2 separate regions of the Mus musculus genome follow, and region 2 is linked to region 1. The links are chromatin loops, found by intact Hi-C in ENCODE. Cell type or tissue: left cerebral cortex. All regions are shown on one strand. Each heading gives the region's core, and the rest is flanking DNA. Links, peaks and the distances in the headings are about the cores only.

What was found. A loop is a pair of places that touch in the nucleus more often than their neighbours do. Peaks named below come from ENCODE experiments on the same cell type or tissue, not always from the same donor. Only the 100,000 strongest peaks of a DNase experiment are listed, where the experiment ranks them.
Region 2: a loop joins it to region 1, with 5 times the contacts of the local background. A loop is called at or near these places in 2 of 42 quality-filtered maps.

Annotation. Positions count from the first base shown.
Region 1 is chr2:95,230,717-95,233,637 of GRCm38, reverse strand. No RefSeq gene overlaps it. Among named protein-coding and RNA genes, the nearest start is that of Gm13794, 160 kb to the left of the region's middle. In left cerebral cortex, for the core only: a CTCF peak has its summit at 1,438 (motif pointing left); DNase peaks (open chromatin) are centred at 839 and 1,441; H3K4me3 peaks cover 240 bases.
Region 2 is chr2:96,584,355-96,587,275 of GRCm38, reverse strand. The region is part of intron 2 of Lrrc4c (leucine rich repeat containing 4C); the gene reads right to left. Among named protein-coding and RNA genes, the nearest start is that of Lrrc4c, 270 kb to the right of the region's middle. In left cerebral cortex, for the core only: a CTCF peak has its summit at 1,445; DNase peaks (open chromatin) are centred at 813 and 1,411; H3K4me3 peaks cover 311 bases; H3K27ac peaks cover 1,380 bases.

The sequences.
Region 1 (2,921 bases), core at 235-2,734:
CAGGACTCCCGGTAAATGTCACTCCTTGGCACAGCCTTTCTAACTCACAGGCAAGATCCAGTCTCTGCATCATGTTCTCCCAGTAAGCTGTGTTTTTCTGTCGTAGCACTTACCATGACTAACAAAATGTAATTTGTGCAAGCATTTTGTTAACTATTATGAGTTCTGATGGCTAAGATTTAATCTGGCTCAGGGTGGAATGTTCAATAAATGTTTGTTGGGGCGAATGAATGAAGAAGAGGGGAAAAAATGCATTGTGCAAATGGCTGAGTACCAGAGCTGTTGTGCCTAGAAAAGCAATGATAAAGAGGGAACCATAATCAGCATCCGGAAACCTCTACACAGACATTACCGCTTCGACCAGCATGGCGCCTCAGAACATTTAATTTTACAAATTACGAAATTGCTTTAAAAAACTTGCCTTAAAAACGTCCTTGATTTTATCCATAAATGCCCTCACTCCAGGGAGACAGGCATTTTTTTGGAAAAGCAGTGCCATTCAAATCTGAATTTGTGAGAAAAACAAAACAAAAAACCAAACACCTTGAAATATCCACGTCCAGGCAACAGATCCAAAACTGCTTTGATAAATGATCAGTCTGTTGAGCATTCAGCGTAGTTGAGGCGGTTATCTTGCCTCTCTGTTTTGTGCCTGTCAACCTTCTAATCAAAGGACTGGAGACCTGGGAGCAGATAAAGGCAATGAGATCCGAGAAAGGGCTGATGAAGGAGGGCCTCAGGAAGGCTGGAAGATGAACGGCTGGCTTGGGTGTGTCTCTCAACCAGAAAAACTCAAGGAAAGGGTACTCCTCACATCTGAAGTGGCAGAAAAAGCCTGTCTCTGGGGAAGAAACAACCTGTTTTCTGCTAATAAACTCCAGGGTCGCTTTGTGGCTGCCTTGATTAATTGGTGAGGATGAAATAACCAGAGCTCCGGGAGACATGAGACGGGGAAGGATTGTAAGTGACAGTTTGCTGTTAAAATTCATCAGCCCAGGCGAAGCGCCTTGATTAATGAAGTCACTGAGCCTGCCTCCACCCTGAGTAGGGGGCCCGCTGTGGGAGGGAAGGGAAAACAAATTTGCAAGGATGCTCTCACTAAAGAGGTTCAGCACCCGAGTTACATTTAATCTCTCCACTGTTGCATTGCAAGTACTTTCTCCCTCTCAATTGTTCCCCCGTGCTGCTATTAATCACAGACCCCTGTAAAGCAAAGGAAAGGAAGGAGGGGGGAAGCGCAACAGGGCTTGCATTCCCAGCTTGTAGTGGGCGAGAATGATGGGGAAGCAGGGGACCCAGAAGGAGAACTGCTGTGTTATGACCAACCAGAGGAACTTAAAGAAGGATTCTCAGAGTTCAGCCCCAGCAGGCCACAGCTGGACGCCCCAGCTCCCACCATTGCTTAGGGCAGGAAGTTCTTGATGCAACACCGCCATCTACAGCTCACGGTGAAAAACTGCTCTGAGGGCGCCTCAATTCGAGAACCTGTAGGGTCAGTTTTGAAGTTGGCTCCATATGGAGGAAGATGTGACATCCTTTCTCCACAACACGGGAAAATCTTCGCTGCTGTTTGGACCGATAGATATCTGGTCGTGTTGCCTAACAATCTCCATTCTTCATGAAGCATAGAATGAAGAGAATCCTGGTATCTGTAGTCAAACGTCTAGAATACCAGGGATTGGAATGGAGTCTCTATTCTGCACAACGTCTCTACAGTGCATCTCTGCTTTACAAATATGATAATGTCGAATGAACACGAAGCTTGTAGTGCATATTAACAACACCCTAGTGGTATAGATGAGAATAATAAAAAAAATCACTCAAGAAAATACACCTCTCCTAATTTCCCCAACTACAAACGAGCCTGACATATTTGTCTTATTGATGAAAATAATTATGCCTCCCAGCTTTTGTGAACCTGACTATTATTCTCTGAATATGACAGAGCCAGTTTATCAGCAGAGACGGCCCTTGGGTTTGCAAGAATTCTCTGTGTGACCTTGAACAGGTCAGTTGACCTTTTTGAGCTTCCTTTCTTTCTTACTGTACCAGTGCACTTATAAAGGTGGACATCAATATGTGTTTTTGTGTGTGAGAGAGATGCTTGAATGGAAGTTGAAAATAGGCAGCTTTAAGAGATTCAGGTCTGGACCACTCTACAAATTATATAATGTCAAATACTGGCAACATATGAACTCCTCACTCTTGTAATGCACTTCTCTCATTTGGGATAATAATAACAGGTTAAAGTGTTTTTATAGTCTTGCCTTTGACATGCAGTGGAGTAGGAAGCTTTGGCTTTGAGTTTGCCTAGTAAAAGCCTTCCTGTGCCACAGGAATTTACAGAATATTTCCCCTCTCAGGTGTGTGCTATCAGCACCAAGTCCACTTCTTCCTGTGGTCTGCATATCAAAAGGGCAACAACTTCCTGGAAGGATTTAATGCAGGTTCCAGGAATCATAAATGAGAGTTTTTTTTTTTAAATCTCTTTATTAAAGCCACCTTGCACCTTGGAATAGGATATGCTCGAGAGCATTTCCCCAGACAGAGTGTTAAATATAGCATTCAAACCAGAAAATTACTCATTGATTTGCCCTGTGAAAAGATAAATGTCTATTCAACTCTGTTCTATCCCAGTGCAGACCTTATTGTTTCCAGGAAGCAATCTGAGTGTATGTCCCTAATGAAGCAGTATAGCATGTAAATGTTTCAAACACGCGGCACAGGACAGGAACAGATCTTGCCAGCCAAATGAGATACCCCAGAAGGCCACCTATGGCTCCTGAAAGCAGAGTGTACAGGCCAGGAAGACAAGTACCAGCAAACAAGACAACAAGAGCATGGCAGCCAATGCTCCAGGAGAAAATACAGAAAACAAGATCCTGAGCCAAAGAGGGTTCAGAAGCAATAGCTGATAATTC
Region 2 (2,921 bases), core at 248-2,747, 1.4 Mb before region 1:
GATTTTTACAGTAATATAAAAGATGACTACTTTATTTACCATGTATTCTAAAACTGAGTGATTTCTTACAAGCAGTGGGAGAAAAGATAGTTGCTCTTGGATTTGTTCAGTAGTTCAATTTCATCTTCAAAAGCCTCTGGTATTTCCATAGACTCCACATGCTCAGCTTTACACAACATTTTTGCTAACCATCAGATCGTGGGTGTGCTGTCCTGGCACATATGGCATAATACCTCAAATCAGGAATTATCTGTATATTTAAATGTTTCTTTCTTAAACTTGGACCATAAAGCGTTAGCCTTCCTCGTGTCTCTTTGCCTAGAACTGTATTATATATCAATGCATGGTATTGAACTGACTTAATGAAGAGCTGGTGATTGTACTCACCACAGAGAGAGCTGAGCTGTGCTAACATGATCAAAATGGGCTGAGAAAGGCTCTCAGTGACGAGTAGTTTTGGTCATAAAATAATTCCACTTCTAGATTACAGATTTACAAGGCAATTAAATGGAGCAAAAGTTGATATGAAGATGCAAAGATGGATAAGACCGTGTAGGCTATATTAATTAGCTTAGATTTTATTGTGAACCTTTTGGATATTTCTTCTGTATACAATTTTGATTGCTGCCTGTGCTAGAGTAATTCCGTCAGATTATTTAACATAATGGTCAAATTCTTTAATTTTACATCTTCTCTTCCTACACAGCTCCATCCTTTGCCTATAATACCCCAGCCATGCTAACCTTCCTATAAGGAATTGTTCCAGTGACATTCTACAAGAGATCCAAGCACTGCAGTTTTGCATTAGTGGTATTTCCTCTATGCAAACAAGGGCACCAAGCTTATGGTTTACTCTGTCTCAGAATCAAGACCTTAACTATAAAGTTACTTCTTAATTTACAGTTTCTAGGGAGATTTTATAAAATTTATGTATTCTTTCTTACTCAAGTGATATACTCATTTTAAAGATGTAAAGATGAATGAATCAAACCTTTACTACATGCTCAAAATTACATAGTGAGTCTGCACCTCCTTGCTTTCGGTGCTTTTTATCTCTACTGAAGGTTACAGGGCCTAAGCAAACCTAGTTGTCAACTTGCATGTAAACTCTAAGTGTTTCGTGACAGAGAATGAAGAAGGTTCTGGGGGATACTGACAAAAAGAATCTGCCCACAAATGCTGACCCCCTTTAAATTGTATTTCTCCTCTTCAAAACTCCCTTCCTGTGAGGCTCATGCTGGGGTGAAAAGTTTAAATGCTGTAAACACCCATGAGACAAAAAAGAAAGGTTCCAAAGATTTGACATATGCAGTGTAAAAGTCTCTATTTAAGGAAGCAGCACGGTGGCAGAAAGGAACAGAGAGGTTGTCTGTTCTCACTTAAAGCCAGTCAGAGCCTGCAAGTTCCCAAAACCAGTCCCAACCTGACACCTAGTGGTGACTGAAGAATTAACCCTTCAAGTCCTGCTGGCGTTATTGAGTCTCCAAGTTCATCCTCGGTGATTCCAATTGCGTTTTTGGAAAGGAGTTCATTAATTTCACAGGGAAAATCAATTACACACAAAAGCTCCTTACAGGAAAGTGCTAACTCCATAGTTTTGAAGATGCTACCCAACCTCGTTTCCACAGCCCTCATGTGTAAATTGTTTCTTCCTCGGAATCTATGAAGAATGTTCTCCACCCTCATCTAACATCAGCCTATTTACAAATTCAAAGATCTGAAGCCCTTCCCTTCCTCTTCTAAATAATAATTTTGCATCTTTAATAAGTGCGATAAACCATCTCAGGAGATTATATTACTCTGAAAGATTTTGGCACTGGCAAAATTTCACAAAAAAGTTAATTATTCAGAAGTGTTTATTTAAAAAAAACGCTGATTTCTTTAGCTTTTATGTATTACGTGGGTTTTCTTTTTTCACTATTGCTTAGGTTTTTCTCTGTACCCCAAAATAATCAAACACACACATAAGCACATGCATATATATGTATATGTATAAGTCCACACACCCTGAGAAAAACAATCAAGTTTTTATATTCAGCCTGGTAGGAGCCTTTCCAGACAAGTTTTTCAGCAACACATTCTTATTCCCTTCCTTGGAAATAGTTCTTGTCCTACTTGACACATTAACTTTTTACTGAGTATAGATTATTTAAATACTCTCTGTCTCCTTAATAATCATGTAGTCATCATATATAAGTTGGTGAATGGATGGAGAGATTTAAAATCCTGTGTTTAAAAATGAAGTGATGTCAAAAATGATTATGCAGATATTGGATTAACCTTTTCTGTCTATAAAAAAAAATTAAAAGAATTGCAGAAATGTTTTGACTTTCCAACTCTAAATTTCCATTCCTATAACACTAGTTCTACTTCATCAATTAATTAGAAAAAGAATTCAGTTGCCCTCCCCCAAGTTTACCTATGCACCTTAGAGAAATTTGCACTCTCTGTATAATTAATTCCATTCTTCCTTCTACCAAGTTTTGAAAATGAGCTTCTAAAATTGCCATTTTATGATTAAGGCAAGTGACATTCTGTGAGTTGTTAATCATATAACTGGGAATCCTAAAGCTATGGGAACGTGCTTTCAGCCATGGTGGTAATCTTTACAGGAATGTCTCTGAAGCTGGAGAAAGATGAAGTGGAAATTCCATGCAATAGTGAGGCTATGCCAGTGCCTGGCAAATACAGAAGTGAATGCTCACAGTCATCTATTGGATGAAACACAGGGCCACCAATGGAGGAGCTAGAGAAAGTACCTGAGGAGCTGAAGGGTTCTGCAACCCTATAGGAGGAAAAACAATATGAACTAACCAGTACCCCCAGAGCTCATTTCTCTAGATGCACATGTAGCAGAAGATGGCCTAGTCGGCCATTAATGGGAGGAGAGGCCCTTGGTCTTGCGAAGATTATATGCCCTA